Regions from separate parts of the Homo sapiens genome. Here region 1 is linked to region 2. A link is an interaction called in ENCODE POLR2A ChIA-PET data of the cell type or tissue named here. Cell type or tissue: Panc1. All regions are shown on one strand. Each heading gives the region's core, and the rest is flanking DNA. Links, peaks and the distances in the headings are about the cores only. Region 1 has its middle 9.3 kb from the start of CDH5. Region 2 overlaps CMTM4 (CKLF like MARVEL transmembrane domain containing 4).

Region 1 (8,326 bases), core at 260-8,259, 260 kb before region 2:
AGGCACCGCGCAGCAAGCAGGGGAGAGCCAGGGAGTGTTCCAAGGCTTCGTGATTCACAGCCCAGCAGATGCTTCCCTGAACCAATATGCTAATTCTTCACAAAACAGATTCATTTATCTGACATTTATGACCGGAGACAGAAATCATGTTGGGGGAAATGTATCACTTTTCAAATTCACATTTGTTTCTTCCTCATCACCTACCAGCAAGCAGATGGGGCAGAGAGTTATTTATTTGAGGTTCCTGTTAACCGATAACTAAGTCACTAACACACTACGAAAATCAAATGCAATTACGCAAGAAGAGACGCTGGAGACCCCAGTGTGCCCACAGAGCCCAGAGAGGCCAACAGTGGCGGGGGGCGCTGGGGAGGGAGTACGTCCAGTAGAAGTCAACTGAACTCTGAGCCTGGGAATTGGGAAAGTGACAATAGATGTTCCCAGGGCCACAGCAGGACACAAGCATGGTGAGGAAGGGGAAGGACCCAAGACTTGAGGGCAGGGCCCCCAAAAGCTGATTAACCCACCTCCCAGAATAGTAACACTGGCTGCTTACAGTGTGCCTACTAGGTGCTGGACATCTGGCAGACAGCTTCTTCGTTAACCTCCACGGTGGGACAGCCATGGCTGACGTGTATTAACACGCTGACTATGGATGACATTGTCCCTGCATCTCACTCAGCGCCTGCCGAAAGTGTTCCCAGTTTTCCAGGTGAGAAAACCAAGGTGCAGAGAGGTGAATTCACATACCCATGATCACACAGCTCAGGGGCTGGGATTCACAGGTGGGCACCAAAGGCCAGAGAGAGGCAGGTCTCCTCGCTCTGCCAGCCAGGTCTGAGAACCAAGAGTCCCACTGAGGGAGGCCGCCAGACCCTCTCCACTTCCCCAAATCCACCACCTGCCAAGGCAGCGCCACTGGAATCTCTGCTGCTGCTGCTGTTGCTGCTGCTGCTCACCCCACAATTGATGAGGGTCTCAGGATGAAAGCAGAGAAGGAGGCGGAGGGCAGGGGGGAATTCACCACCACCACTCCATTCCCCAGCTGCCCACCCCAATTCCCTAACAGATAATTCTCCCTAATGTTTATTGCCTTTCTGCTTATTTATTAGCCAGGCTATGTCAAAATGTATGCTAAATCAATGTTGTAGCACAGCTCAGCTGTGAGGATTGATTTCTTTTATTTAAGGTGAAACAAGTTTAGTTTGGAGCCCAGAGCAAAATTCTAACGTGCTGAAAACATGCTGCCTGGCAAGATTCCTGGGAAGGATTCCTAAGAATCCTCCCAAAAGCTGGAGCCCCTCTGGGAAAGCAGCCTTCAAGGCACATGGTTCCCAAGGTACCACCAGCAAATCCAAGGAGGACAAGAGAGAGGGAAGGTTCAGGGCTGAGTCCCTCCCATGTGCCCAGTAAGAGCAAAACAGAAACCACCACCTCAGCAATGTTGGGGAGGGTATGTGTGTCCTCCCTCCCACTCCCTAGCTCAGATTACTAAATACAGAAACTGAGGCACAGAAGTGTTGAGAAACTCACCCAAGCCACATAGCTAACTCGAGGTCATCTGCCTCTAAATCTACGAGACTTCCCCAAATTGCGTAGCTGTTGAGTTTTTTCTCCCAGAGTAAATTCACTGAGTTTCTGAATCCACATCATAAAATGAATTACCGTAAAGCAAGACACGTTTTCCCGCAGAAACAATGTTAAGATATTCAGCCAGGCTTCCTGACCAATGGCTAGGCGTCCAGTACATCATAAATACGACCAACCCAATGTCATAAATATAAATGTGCAAAAACTATAAATGTCTTAATAATCAGCTGAAAATGTAAACCCTAAATGGTCATGTAAAATTTGTCACAAGTCCTAGAACTCAGAAATATAGTGAGCATATTTGTCATAGAAGAAACCCCAAAGTATTATAAATAAAGCATACATTCCATGTGGAAAAAATATAGTCCTCCCTTATCATAAACTTGACTTTAAAGAAATAAATTGCTAGAGCAGAATTATAGAATTGCAGAGGGAAGAGGGACCTTAAATATTATTTCTTTCTAGACCCTATCTGTTGCTGAGATCCTTACCACAACAGCACTGCCAGTGTTTTCCAGCCTACACTTGAACATCCCCTAAGGATGGGGAGCTCACTACCTCCATGGCTTCCTATTCTACTTTTTTTTCTTTTTCTTTTTCTTTTTTTTTTTTTTTTTTTTCTGAGACAGAGTCTCGCTCAGTCACCCAGGCTGGAGTGCAGTGGTGCGATCTCAGCTCACTGCAACCTCCATCTCCCAGGTTCAAGCAAATCTCCTGCCTCTGCCTCCCGAGTGGCTGGGATTACAGGTGCCTGCCACCACACCTGGTTCATTTTTGTATTTTTAGTAGAGATAGGGTTTCACCATTTTGGCCAGGCTGGTCTCGGACTGCTGACCTCAGGTGATCCGCCCACCTCGGCCTCCCAAAGTGCTGGGATGACAGGCGTAAGCCACCGCGCCCAACCCTGTTCTATTTTAGGTTAAACTTTCCCATAGTTGTTTCCTGTACATTCTCTGCTTGCCCTGAAAGGAATGAACATGGTACCAGCAGGCCCTGAGGGAGGTTCTGAGTTATTTAACCTCTAGGAGCCTCAATTTTCCCATCTGTCAAATAGGGATCAATAATAATACCTATTTCATGCATTGTTGTGAAGGTCAAATAAGGTCGTCCATGTCAGCTATCATTATTTTATTAATACTATTATTATCCCAACCATTGACCAAGTGGTCCTCAGTTTCTCTCATATTTGTCTCCCATCTTTGGGCAGCTGCTTTTGACTTTTTTTTTCCAATCCCAAATACAGGGCCCTCAACTCATCCTTGTAATGTTTCCTATTGATATTTTGAATCATTTCCTCACCCTGACAAGACCTCTGGATCCTGACCCTGTTGTCCAGCCCATCCTCCATCCCATCAGGGTTTAAAGAGCCCATTGATTGGATCAGTAGACAATCGTCTTCATCTAAGTTGATGATAAAGAATGCTGGTCCAGACCAGGCACAATGGCTTACACCTGTAATCTCAACACTAGGAAGCTGGGGTGGGAGAATCAGCTGAGGTCAGGAGTTTGAGACTAGCCTGGGCAACATAGAGAGACCCTGTCTCTACAAAAAATTTAAGAGTTAGCTGAGCATGGTGGTGCACACCTCTCGTACCAGCTACTCAGGAGGCTGAAGTGGGACAACAGCTTGATCCTGAGAGGTCAAGGCTGCCATAAGCCCAGGAGGTTGAGGCTGCAGTGAGCCATGATCACACCGCTGCACTCCAGCCTGGGTGACATTGCAAGACTGTCTCAATAATTAATTCATTCATTAATTTTTTAAAAGAATGCTAGTCTAGATGGGCCTGGAATAGAATCTTGTGGCATACCACTGGAGACCTCCCTTGGGGCCAATGTGTCCCAAACTGTATTCCTTGGAAATTTTTGCCTCCCATGAGATGTGAGTATGTGTTTGGGAATAAAAGAGGCTGCAATCAGATGAGATTGATACACAACAGATGCTAAAACAGCGTTTACATGAAGAAGCAAAGACACGACATCTAATGGTAAGCTTCCAGGCTAGAGGCTTTACCTTCCAATAGTACAAGCCCTTAAATCTCTTTTGTCCACTGAGATTTATTTTTACAAAAGAATTCCACCCTGTGAGTGCCCTGAGCGTAGTCAGTCACTCCCTCCTTTCTCAGACAGCTTTACTTCTCTCCGTGCCCTGCCATGGTGAGAACCCCAAGCACATCAGTCCTGAGACATCCTCTGGCGCCTCTTGTCTGGCCCCACAAGAGCCAGCAGGGTGGGGAGCAGCCATTGGATTTGAGTCATACCTATGGGCTCCTATTTAGACCCTGGGCACAGGCTCCAAGAAGCTGTCCCCCTCCCCCACAGCCACCTCAGTTCCCCCAGTTGGAGGCAAGACCCTCTCCTCGCCCCATCAGCCTCCACAGGAGCTTCTGCCCATGGCCAAGAACAGACCAGCTTGGATCACGAAGGACTGAGCACCTGGAATATTCTGTGCTTCTCCCCTGATGTCTGAAGGCGAGTGCAGCCTCGGGCCTGGCCCACAGTGGCTGATGGTGGAATGAGTCAGTGCCCAAGCAAAGGTGAGCCAGCCCCTGCAGGAAGGTCAAGCTCTCCTGCCCAGGTGAATCCCCCTCATCCCGGATCCCTCTGTGCCTCCCCCTGCCTGGGGACCACACCTCATGCTTCTCCTGGGGTTCATGAGTGAACTCCCAATAGCTCTTAAACACGAAACCCATCTTCATTCCACTGTCCTTCTGAAAGGACACCTTTTGGGAAAATGAACCCAAGTGTCCCAAAAGCATCTGCCTGAGCAACTATGAATGATGGCCTTTCCTCTTCCCACGTGTGTCCTCCAGGAGCCCCGTCTTGCCAAGTCCAGAAGAGGCTCATCTGTTCTCATCGCTAGCCACTAGATGGCGACATCAGGAATTGTTTAATTTTCCAAAGAAAGTTGCTTGGGAAACCACACAGTTCTAAATAAAGCAAAAAGCAATGAATGGGAGGAAGGAGGGGAAGTGGAAAGGCAGGGATTTAGAATTCCCCATCCCTTTACATGGCTATATAACTTGGGCACGCCCTTTAATCTCCCAGAACCTATGCACCTGCAAAATGGAGCTAAGAGAGGTAGCTACCTCCTAAGGTAATGCTGGAAGACCTGGGAGCATATTAACCTCCTGGGGAGCTTTACAAAATAGTGAAGTCAGCCAGGTACAGTGGCTCACGCCTGTAATCCCAGCACTTTGGGAGGCCAAGGTGGGTGGGATCACTTGAGGTCAGGAGTTCGAGACCAGCCTGGCCAGCATAGTGAGACCCCCGTCTCTACTAAAAATACAAAAAATTAGCAGGGTGTGGTGGTGCACACCTGTAAGCCCAGCTACTCGGGAGGCTGAGGCAGGAGAATCGCTTGAACCTGGGAGGCAGAGGTTGCAGTGAGCCGAGATCGTGCCACTGCACTCCAGCCTGGGCGACAGAGCAAGACTCTGTCTCAAAAAAAATAAAATAGTGAAGTCCAGCCCCCACCAGGCCAATTAAATCAGAATCTCTACATGTGCCTTCCCCAGATACTACTTGGATGTGGGGAGGGGAGCTGGCCAGGCAGTTCCAGGGCACAGCCTGAAGTGAGGATCTCTGCTCCAGGGCAGCAGTTCTCAAGCTTGGGCATGCATCAGAATCACTGGAATCTCTTAGTAACACAGATTGCTGGGTCCCACCCCCAGATCTTCTGATTCGGCAGGTCTGGGGTGGTACCCCAGGATTTGCTGATGCTGCTGGTTGAGGCCACACTTTGAGAACCACTGTCTTGCAAAGAAAGAGAGACAGTGGGTAAGCTGATGCATATAGAACACTAGGTTGCTTGAGTCCAGGAGTTCAAGACCAGTCTGGGCAACACAGTGAGGCCCCATCTCTACAAAAAAAATTTTTTTAATTATCCGGGCTTGGTGGTACGTGCCTGTAGTCCCAGCTACTCAGGAGGCTGAGGCAGGAGGATCACTTGAGCCCAGGAGGTTGAGGCTGCAGTGACCCATGATTGCACCACTGCACTCCAGCCTGGGCAACAGAGCAAGACCCTATCACCCTCAACAACTGCCCAGCACAAAAAAAAAAAAAAAAAAAAAAAACAACTAGGCTCCATGCCTGACGCAAAGGAAGCTGTGTGGGTTTTTCCTAACAACAACCAATTGTCCAGTTCTCCAACACCACTTGGGTTTCCAACAATTCAAGCCATTTCTGAGCCTAACTACCCAGAGTTAGTGCAGACTTCACAGGTTAATAAAGGCTTAGACACTAGCCACAAGCAGGGTCACCAAGTGAGCCACGCTTCTGCCTGCCCAACTACAACTTCGGGGGTTGCCCGCAGCCCTCCTTCGGATTCGATAATTTGTTAGAATGACTCATAGAACCCAGAGAAGGGCTTTACTTTTGATTACTCATGTATTACAAAGGATACAACTTAGGAACAGCCGAATGGAAGCGCTGCATGGGGCAAGACGCAGGGGTGGAGCCCAGAGCTTCTGTGCCCTCTCTCAGAATGGAAGAGGCATCCAAGTTTACAAAGCACTTGGAGAAATGTTACTCATGTGACCCACTCCGGCTGCCTGTGAGTTCAGAAGAACATGGCAAGGTACGACCTTTTCACAAAGGAGAAAACTGAGACAAAAAGCACTGGTGAGCAGTCAGCGGCAGAGCATGGGATCAGAAAACTGGGGCTTCTGGTTCCAAGCCCACTGCTCTTACCACTGTGCCCCTCTTCCCTGGAGAACCTGACTTGTTAGGACTGTACATAAACCAAGAGTTAACAGGCATGTCTCTGAGCTTTAGCACAGAGGCTGGAAAGATTCCTTCTTTTGGCTGGTCGGAACCTCTCTGTATTCGCTCTTGGTTCTCAGTGGCATGGCAGGTGGGTGAAGCTGGAGGATCCTCGAGGTCTCCACCAGCCTGTGCAGTCAGTCCCATCCAATCGGACTTGAGTTTTTCCTAGTAGCTTCCTTCCCCGGGACCAGCTCAGACGCCTCCTCCCCTAGCTGGATTTTGCCCAGGGGACTCGTCTCAGGCCACAGAGTGCAGTGTGCACTGAGGGGTGTGGAGATGGCCTGGAGAAGAGACCCAGACAGGCAGGAGGCAGATGGCCTGGGCTTGCCTGGTTCTGGGCCTGCTGCCACACTGCCCAGCTGAGGGCTGGTGCCAGAGCCGTGTCTGCTTGCCCCATCAAGAGGTGGGAGGGATTGATCCACCTTCCTGCCCCACAGATGGTGCAGCCTCCAACCTATTGTTTTCCAGGACGCTTCGGTGGAGAGCACAAGGAATGTAGGGTCTAGAAACAGGAAGCCCTGGCTTCCGCTGGACAAGGTTTCCTCCAGACTCAGGCCTGCCCTCCAGACAACAAGGCAGGGCCCTTGGTCCCACCCTGCCCTGCCTGGCTCACTGGGCCACCCCAAGGAAGGCCTTGCCCTCTCTGGGCTTCTGCATGTGACGGATACACAGAAGGCTTGGGCAGTGGGGTGACCAATGGCTCCAGACAACGGAGGAGGAGGATGCTGCCCAAGGCCTCAACCTGACTGCACCTCTCAGCCCACTCATGCACCACGAACACAGCACATGTGGTCACATCCATGTGGATGCCTTACACACTCCATGCGTGTTCTTACATACTTATGTGTAGCCACATGGTTGCCAAACACCGTGCACATGCCATGCCCATGCTAACACACTCACATGTATACACGGTCGTCCTCACACACTCACAGGTGCCCCCACCATTAACGTGTCTGTGGCATCACTGTCATGACAAACATGCATTGAGCACCTACTGTATACCAGAGACTATTCTATGCACTTTACATGCATCTTCTCAGTTAGTCCTTTCAGCAACCCTGGGAGGAAGGCACGCCATCATTCCCATTTTACAGAAGGGAAAACTGAGGCACCAAAGGCCATGTGGCTGGTCCAGGATCAGCCAGACCATAAGTAGCAGATGTGCCCCAGCATGTAACCACAGGGCACCACTTTCTCTCCACCCCTGGGAGCCCCACTTCCGTAACAGCCTTTTCAGGATGTTGTGAGAAAAAAGTGAGAAACATCTGGGGAAGTGCTCTGGGCAGCCTCCTCCCTCCCAGGGGCTGCGGCAAGGTATTGTTCTCACTGTCGGGAATTCAAACCCCGTTCAATCGGCCTTTCCTGGCCAAAGAGAGGCTGCACTTAGCCTTTTCCTCACCCAGCTCCAGTGGCTGCATCCTGAGCCGCCATCCCTTGCGGTTCCCCAGCCAGTGGCCTCTCCCTGGCCTGACCACAGCCCACAGGAGGTGGCCCCGCCAGCAGGCAGCTGCATGGGGACACGGTGCACTGGACAGGGGGCGCCTCTCCTAAAATCCAGGGATCCTTGGGTCCCTGGCCTGCATGAGGCCCCCAGCGGTGCCCTGCCTGAGCTCCTCAGTGTGGTGTGACAGGCCCTCTACCACCTGGCCTCCTCCCCAGCCAGTCCCTCTTCCCCTCTCAGCACCTCAGTGCTCCCCTACCCCTTGGAATGTCTTCTCCTTCCCTAAGAGGCCTCCTTGCCTTTGACCCTGCCAATTCTGCTGTCTGCAGAGCCCTTCCCGTGCTCCGCCTTTGGTGACCTCCTGCTCATGCTTTCAGATCAGCTTGGGGACCCAGTCCTCCGGCAGCTCCCAGGCCACCTCCTCCGGGCACCCTCATCTCAGGGTGCACACCTCTGTCACCAACCCAGCCCCACCCAGTGTGGTTCATGCATGTCTTGGTGTCTGTCTCTCCCACCAGACTGGGGCAC
Region 2 (8,296 bases), core at 282-8,281:
CCTGGCTCCTAACAGGTCCCATGGTACCAGTCCACTGCCCAGGGGTTGGGGACCCCTGCTCTAGTTCTCACACTACCCTGTTTTATAAACAAAGAAACTGAGACAGAGGTCGGGTAACTGGCCCAGGGCCCTCTCACTTACACATCAGGATAGTGTCTCACGGCAGCCTCAGGCAGCCGGAACCCTGGGGCTCTCCTGGTTTGGAAGCTGGTTGCATAACAGCCCAGAGGACTACAGCCCTGGAGGACCCGGGTCCGCATTCTTATCCAGGCTGATGGGAAAAGACAAGACATTCCACCCAAACTGTCACACACCACATGTGCTGAAAATGGGTAAGAAAGCTGGGTGTGCAGGAGTGGAGAGGCCCCTGGTGGAATTTACATTCCACCTTGTAAGCCCTGGCAAAGCGGCAAAGCTGGTGTCACAGAGGCCTTGTTCCACCCTGAGGATCGTGGCTCTGTTCAACCTCCACACAGCAGCCCTATTTCAGGAACTGGATCCGTAACGTTTAAGGGGCAGAGGAGGCCACTCAGAGTGAGGAGAGACAACGACATCCTTACACGTCCATTTATTAAACAAGTTCCTTCATGACAATTTAATACAATAGTTATTAACGATTAGTGTTGAGAAAATTATTTCCCTCTACATACAAAAATACAGATTTGAACACTATGAAAAAGATCAAGACAAGTACCATGAAAAACTGGTCCTTCAAATGAAAGGGGGAAAATTGAGGGCAATGTGAGGCTTTGCCTGCTGTCGGGGACAAATCAATAGCAGCAAAGCTTTGGGGCCCCAACCCACTCCATACATACAGACTTGAACCCAAAAGCCAGGCCAGCCAGGGGACGCCCACCCAGGGCTTCCACGTCAGCTGAAAAACCAAACACATAAACCTAAGTTTGCCCAACGGGCATCGCCTCAGAAAGCCCACAGTTGTGTCTTTAAACTGCCGAAATGAAAGAGACTTGATGAGTAAAATGTGATAGTTGTTAACATTGCCCCCCAAAAGTGCCACCAGGTGAAGTACCACGGAGAAATCATATTGGAAAGTTACTACTTAGCCATCTGACTTGACTTCCTTGGTTATCAAATAATTACATATTCTGACCCTTCAGAAGGACACCAAAAGCTACAATTTTATGTTTCAATCCATCTGTACCTTCATTTGCAATGGCTCAGCTAGTTTACTCAAGGGTTTTGGGACCAGACATAACTCACGTCCTGCAGGAAGGAGAAGCAAAAGGAGCCGGTGAAGAGTACGTGTCTGTGTCTTGGTGTCATCTAGCTCCTCACAGCAAACAGCCTGTTTTGTTCAGGCCTGAAGCCTGGAAAAGGCCGCCGAGCCTAGCCAGAGCATCCACAACGAACCAATCTGAGATCCGAGTGGAAGATGAGAGCCCCGGAGCTGGCTGAGGTCCCCCAGGAAGCTTCCCACTCTGCAGTGGCAGGAAGGCCATGCCTCTGCAGGACGCTCGCACTGATTCTGGAAGGGGCCCAGGCCAGAGAATACACTTGGGCTCAGTTCACCAGCCCAAACCACAGGGGAAGGAGCCGGACACCGGCCTCTCACCATTTTACACCCAAAGACAGGAGGTCAGGGCTCTGATGCTACTCTTCTGTTTGTAAAATATGGAACCACTTTCTTTGTACTGTTTGAGGTGAGCAGTGGCTCCAAACTGAGCAAGTGGTTAAAAAATGCCAAATGCAATTATACTGACTTATAATTATTTCACAGAAATATACTCTTACTCTCAGACTATTTAAATAAGCAGGAACAAGATGCAGGAGAAGCAGCAGCAGAGAGGAAAGAGGAATAGCCAGGGAATTTTTTTTGTTTTTTTTCTTCTTTAAAATACATACGAAGTGTAAAGAGAAAATGGCCAAAACCTCAAAACTACCATTGTTGAAAACAATATTAAAAGGACACAATCTAAAATCATGCTACAAAAATAGTGTTATCTTGTTTAACTAAATGTACATCTTTTTTTCCAATTCCATGATTGACAAGAGTGCTTATGCGACGCATGGAAGGCACCAGAGGTGAAGTGATTATTTGCCTTAAAATATACAAAGAATTGCCTACTTTGAAAAAAAAATAGTCATACTTGTAAATAAATAGTTTAGTGTTTCTGCCATGGGTTCCTGAACCCCTACAAATTTCAACATATACAAATAGTTTCAATTCCTACCATTCTCTTAGAGGGAACCACGTCAAACAAAATCAAGTTAGGAAAAGCACTGATTTTATCCAAGTAGGTCAATTTGAGGCAAGATTCAAAAACTCATTTTAAAATGGGTTACAGAGTGAAAGAGTTGGGAACAGGCAGCCCCCTTTGGGCCTGGGTCAGCCTACGAGTCCATCCCAGGTGTCCTGCCCTCACATCTGCCAGCCCTCAGGCCGGCCAGGTCTCCCTTCAAACCCTGAGTATTTGCCTTCCTCACTTCTGCGAAGAGGGGAACAGAATCTTGAAGCTTGCAAAATCGATTCTGGAAAAAGCAGGCAAGCAAAGCAGGGCCTGTGGGGGGAAGCAGCGTGAGTCAGGCCTCACCCTGGTGCAAGGGCACCAGCAGGTCTCCCTCCTCTCCCCTCCTCACCATCCCTACGCGTCTCCTCACCATCCCTACGCGTGACTGACTTTCCTGATAAAAATGGGATACTTCCTACTGGGTGTCAGCACTGTCATCCTAAGGCAACTCAGACGTGATAGTTTTAGACTATGATCAAATCTCACACAAACCATTATCAGAATCTTGTTTCACACCATCTCTCTTTTCAGGCAGTTATGAAAAGAAACTCTGACCTGGCCCTAAATCCCATCAGCAAAGCTGACTAAGGTGGTCTGAGATATGTTCTTACTCCTAAACTCAAACTTTAAAAGTTTCAATAGCTCCCTGGGGGTCCAAGCCAAAGGCTCCCTGGCCTTTGTGTATTATGCATCCCAAAGAAAACACGCCACCCCAGGTGTCTAGATAGCAAGTCACCTGAATTAAAGCCTCAGCATAAAAAAACAAACATAGACAACAAACTTACCCTATGAAATAGATACACAGTTCAAGGACCCATCATCTGAACTTTTCTAGGCAAGTTGCCAGTGATTCAAACTCAGCAGGTTTGTGGGTGATTTTTTCCTTACTGTTACGTTTGTGGAGTAGGAAAAACTAGAAAGGAAAAAAAAATCCCAAAGGTTGAAAAACTGTATCCAAATGGAAAAAGAATATATTCCAGACAAAAGAAGGGAAAATACAATAGGACCCACTCCGCTTCAAGCTAAAGAGTGTACAAAATGCCACTCACTTGCATGAAGAAGAATTAAACAGAACATTCACTTTCGGAAGAAAATTTTTCTAGACCTAACAGATATTGACGGTATTTTCTCTCACAGTTTCTAAATAAAAGAAACATAAAAGGTCAAATATTTTAAATTACTTTCTCAACCAGACAGTTCTTGTGACTTGAATGATATCTGCTGAGAAGAGAAGAAACACAAGATTCTACAAAGCGCCAGGGAAGTTTACAAAGCTAAAAGCTGAGGGTGTCAGGCCTGCGTCCTGTCTGAGATGGCAGCCAAGCCAGCTTCAGAGTCACCTGCTGGACCCACATGTTCCTGAGCCAGATGCCAGGAGCTCACCCACAGGACGGGAAAGACCTGTCCCCAGCATCCCACTCTTGCCCTCAAGCTGACTGTGGAACGCGAGACAGCTTTCAAAGACAAGAGGACAGGAAGGCAGTTAACAAAGTACACGTTTCCAAGACAGCCTGAGCTGTCTAGTGCTGATAGCAGACAGGTGGGGTGTTCCAGGCCACTGCTTCCTCCCTTATCTCCCAGACCTGGCCGTGTGTGGACCTCACCAGCCTACCAAGCTGTTGGGCCTGGACGTGGGTGCTGATAAAATAAGACAAACCTGGAAAAAACCCTGGATTCTGCAACTTCACTAGGAAATAACAAGGCACCTAGAGACTTCACAAGCTAATGGCAGTCCCTGGAGCAGGAAGCAACTTGTTATTCTGCTCAAGAGAATCCACCAGCAGCTCTTGGCCTAGAAACTTTTTCCCCTTTCTGATACCTGTTTAACGTCATTATTACTCTGTAAACAAGATCTGGAGAAGATGACAGTCAGGCAGTGGCACAAAGACTTCATGACTGTTTTGTTTTGAACACAGATGAGACAATAGGAACCCTTAAATCATCACTGCCTTGCAGAATCACTAAATTGTTCAGGTGTCTCCATGCTCTATTCATCTCCTAGGTGCTAAGACCAACCCACAGAAAATCTGGCACAGAAAGGGATTAGACCTCAGTCCACCTCTCAGAGCACATGGATAGGTGACGGGTTTCTCATGTGAATCTACAAGAAAAGGTACGCCTGGGCCACACGCAGGACATGGCACCCACTAGGGTTGTTCAGGTCTCATTCACTGCAAGCAAGAATTCACGTACATGAGTGCACAAAGGTGTTGGAGCTTGGTCTCCTCAGGCTTAACCCAAGGCTGACTCACTAGGACAGCTTCCAAGAACCACAGATGTAACTGCAAACTTGAAGAGAGTCAGAATGTTTTCAACTGAGTCACGAAGCTGTCCCAGAAGCACCCGACATAGGGTGGAGGTCAGACACATTCCCTGGCTGCCCACAGGCGTGAGCCTTCCTGCCAGGGGACAGTAACAGGGCCCGAAGGGCTGGGGGTGCCGCTGGCTTCCCAGGGCCAAGCGCTCAGAGCTGGGCCGGACTTGCCCATGCTGGCTTCAGCTCACATTGCCAAGGAAGATGTGTATTGGGGCTGTGCAGGCTGCCACATTCTTGCTTTTTCTGTAGACAAAAGTCACCTCCCTCGGATGGCTGTTTACTTCAAATCAAACTTCTCTGACGAGATTTTAATCTGAAACTGCATCTGTTCTTCCCAGCTTTATGTGGGGCCAACAAGTATCTCCAGCCTTTCATGACTGTAATCCCTCTTTAAGGCAGGGAAAACATATTTCCCTCCCATGCCTTCAGCAGTGTGAAAGAAGGATATCAAAGAGAATCAGAGGGAAAAAATACCAAATCCACCCAATCAGTGCCAAAATAAACTTTCTCTGAGGACATCAGTGTTTGCATCCATCTAAAACCACCAGAGGTTCCACCAAATGCTTGAGGGTTTCAGCTGTACAGTGTCCAGGAAAAAACCCAAATGCACACAGCAACTGCAGTTTCTTCAAGTTTTGCTTTAAATGTGAAAACCAATATCGTCCCACCAGAACACTGAGAAAAACTAAGGTCGCTCAGCCTTCAAATGCCCCAAACCAAACTGATATTGGTCCCTATTGAAACTATTAAACGCAAAAACGCTTCCTTCAATTTGCCAAGAGGTCATTTTAAGGCCCCCAGATATCGATTGTCTTCTGTTTGCATATAGAGGCAATATAAGAAAAATATAGGCGTCTTCATATTCACCTTGGATAACCCTATTCCCTCCAGAACTTTCGTCACCACGTGGTCTATACATGATGACATGTGCAACCACACATTACATCAACTAGAAAGCGTCCATAGCACCACTTCCGGTTCTAGTGGGAGTTAATTAAATACAAGGAGAACATTTACAAAACCACCGAGGAGCCTCACGGCACAAAGGATATTAAATAGTTACAGGGACATAAATAATTCTGAAGAGTCTATCACGAAGATGCAAATTAACTCCTAAGTCACTCTCTGGCGTGTCATCCTTTTTGGTCATTCATCTGCATTTAGTTTCAGTGACTTCAGAACTATTTCTTGCAGCTGACAACATATCCTCAGGAGGCCAACCACCTGCCCCCCTCTTTCACCAGATGATCAAGTGGTTTTACTGAAGTGAGCTGGGAAAACTTGGGCAACAAGCCCACCTGAATGGTGTTCTTGTTTTCAATCTCACTTCAAAGATGGCCTTTTTTGGGGGCCAAGTAACATGATTCCCAGCAGGAGATTTCTGATAAAGCTCAGGATGGTCCTTCCAAGTGGGCCCCATTTAATGCAAGGCTGAGCCTTTGTGGCCCTATTTTAAAAGGAACTCTCAAAGAGAGATAAGCCCAATTTTGACTTTGCAAACACACTCAACAGACCTGACAGGCAGCACACCCAGCTGTGAGCTGGCCTGGCTGCCCTCTCTGTGGGAGCAGAGGGGAGACGAGTTGTTAACAGGCTAGCAGGGTCAGCCCCTGAGGCAGACGTGGTGCTCAGCCACATAGCCTGGGACACTGCTCCCAACTCAGATCGTACTGAAGGTGTTGGTGCAGGAAGCTAACCCCAACTCCGACCCCCAGCCCAGCAGTGTTGCCTGATCAACACTGTGAGCTCAGATGCTGTCCTTTTCTGGGGAATGAGACGCCACATGTCCATAAGGTGACGCTTTCTTGCACAGACCCCCCGCCGCCCCCTCGGAGTTATTTATTACACAGTACGCTGCTAAAGCTGTCAACATTTGTCAGCACTTGATCTTGGGGATTTCTCCATGTTACTGCAAAATCTTCCTGCCACAGTAAGTGCTTTTTGGTGAGGGCTAAACACAAAATGTTAGAGCTAAAGTGAGGTTTGTAAACATTAAAAACAGTTCAAAGAGGGAAAACCTGACAAACTAAAACAACTTTTTTCCATAAAAGATATAATTACTCTCTAATTTTTTAAAAAAACTACTGCATCATGGGGACTCACTGAACTCATTCACCACACACAATAATCTTCACTTTATCAAGAATCAATCAGAAACCTTAAGTAGCTAGGATTTTTCCCCCCAACAACTCCCAAGAATGATGTCTACAGTTATGACACTGAGGCGCCCAAAGCGACAATTAGTGCCTTCTGAAACATGGGTGGAAGGGTGTGTTCTGGTGCAAATTCAAGTATTTTCAAATCCTAGACGAATCTGCTCAGAATCATTTTAGAACTCTTTGCAGGCATTTAGAAAATTAGCACACATCCCTAAAATAGAGGGGTGTGTGTGTGCATGTGTGCGCGCACGCGTGTGCATGCTGTTTTTTAACACAAACACCTCCCACCTGCGGTTCATGAAGCCAGCAAATGGGCAAGTGCTTTGGCTGGTGGAGTAGGCTTGTTTCTTTCATGGCTTTTACCTGAGAAGGTAAAATGACTGAAAATCTGCAATTCAGCCTCAAAGTATTTAGGGTAGGCAGGAAACTGGAAAACAAGATAGTCCCCATAACAAGATGGCCCCCATATTCCTGGAGAAGAATCTGGGGTTCAGGAAGGTGATTCATTTGAGGAAGAATCAAGTGATTTCTCAGCAGAGTAGGAAACAAAAGGTCACCCTTCCTTGAGTCAGAGGTCCCTGGGAGCCATCCTAACAGGACATCAGCTTTCCCCAGCCCTGTGGCCTTTGGGCTGGTGCTGGCTGCCTGGGGGCCCTGGCATGGAAGATGAGGAGTGGGCTGGATCCCAGCACGCAGACTCAACACTGACTTGGAGCAGGTGGTGCCTAAGGCTGCCTGAGAACCACTGCCGACTGACCGTTCCAATGCTGTCCCTTCATTCCTTCATATTTCCCCCCTCTTAGCAGCCCCATTTAATCCAAAGTCTTGTTACAAATACACACGACAAGGTGGCTCAGAGTCAAAGGAAGCCTGTGCTTCAGGGCAGGTAAGACCTCAAGTGGACCTGGGCAGTGACGCCGGCTGCTCCACAGCCCCAAACGCTGAGGAACGTGGGCCTCCCAACTCCACCGCGGACCCGCCCACTGGGCCACTCGGGAAACCCTTTCCCAAAATGAACTTTTACCAAAGAGGACAAAATTCAACTGAATCACATGGAAATCTGACAGGACAAGGGAAAGAAAACTTGACTGAGAGACAGGCACGAGGACGGGAGGGAGGAGGATCCAGGCAGGTCCTCACGTGTCCAGGCGCTGGATCTCAGGGCGACTGTCCACATCCCTGGACTCCGTGCGGGCTCGGATGTAGTCATTGGTGCTCTGCTGGCGGACGCTGACTCTCCATTTCTGCACTGCCAGGAATGTGTTCACTGCATATGCCGCAGTCGCCAAGAAGCCAAATATCTAAAAACACACCAGCACAGTTAGTCCTCGGGCACGTGGCCTGGCCCCTCAAGGCTTCTGTGGTGACCCAAGCCACATGCAGCCCCTTCCTGCTCTGCCAGCTGATCATTACAACCCTGTGCCTTCATTCCTTGATCTCTTCCCCCTCTCAGCAGCCCCATTTGATCTAAAGTCTTGTTTCAAATACATATGACGGGGTGGCTCAGAGTCAAAGGGAAGCCTGTGCCCAGCCCTGCTGGATGTGTGGCTGTCACACCACAGCTGAGTCTC

The links. Peaks named below come from ENCODE experiments on the same cell type or tissue, not always from the same donor. Only the 100,000 strongest peaks of a DNase experiment are listed, where the experiment ranks them.
Region 1: POLR2A ChIA-PET joins it to region 2 with 12 read pairs; 3 of 35 experiments call an interaction of 5 or more read pairs at or near these places.

What each region holds. Positions count from the first base shown.
Region 1 is chr16:66,353,216-66,361,541 of GRCh38, forward strand. No RefSeq gene overlaps it. Among named protein-coding and RNA genes, the nearest start is that of CDH5, 9.3 kb to the right of the region's middle. In Panc1, for the core only: CTCF peaks have their summits at 4,436 (motif pointing right) and 4,639; a DNase peak (open chromatin) is centred at 4,450.
Region 2 is chr16:66,614,197-66,622,492 of GRCh38, forward strand. CMTM4 (CKLF like MARVEL transmembrane domain containing 4) reads right to left here. Exons shown (of 4, transcript NM_181521.3): 4 at 554-8,026. The coding sequence ends at 7,862. Among named protein-coding and RNA genes, the nearest start is that of CMTM3, 14 kb to the left of the region's middle. RefSeq lists an enhancer at 5,686-6,187. In Panc1, for the core only: no CTCF peak of the experiment used is centred there; a DNase peak (open chromatin) is centred at 4,515; H3K27ac peaks cover 2,186 bases.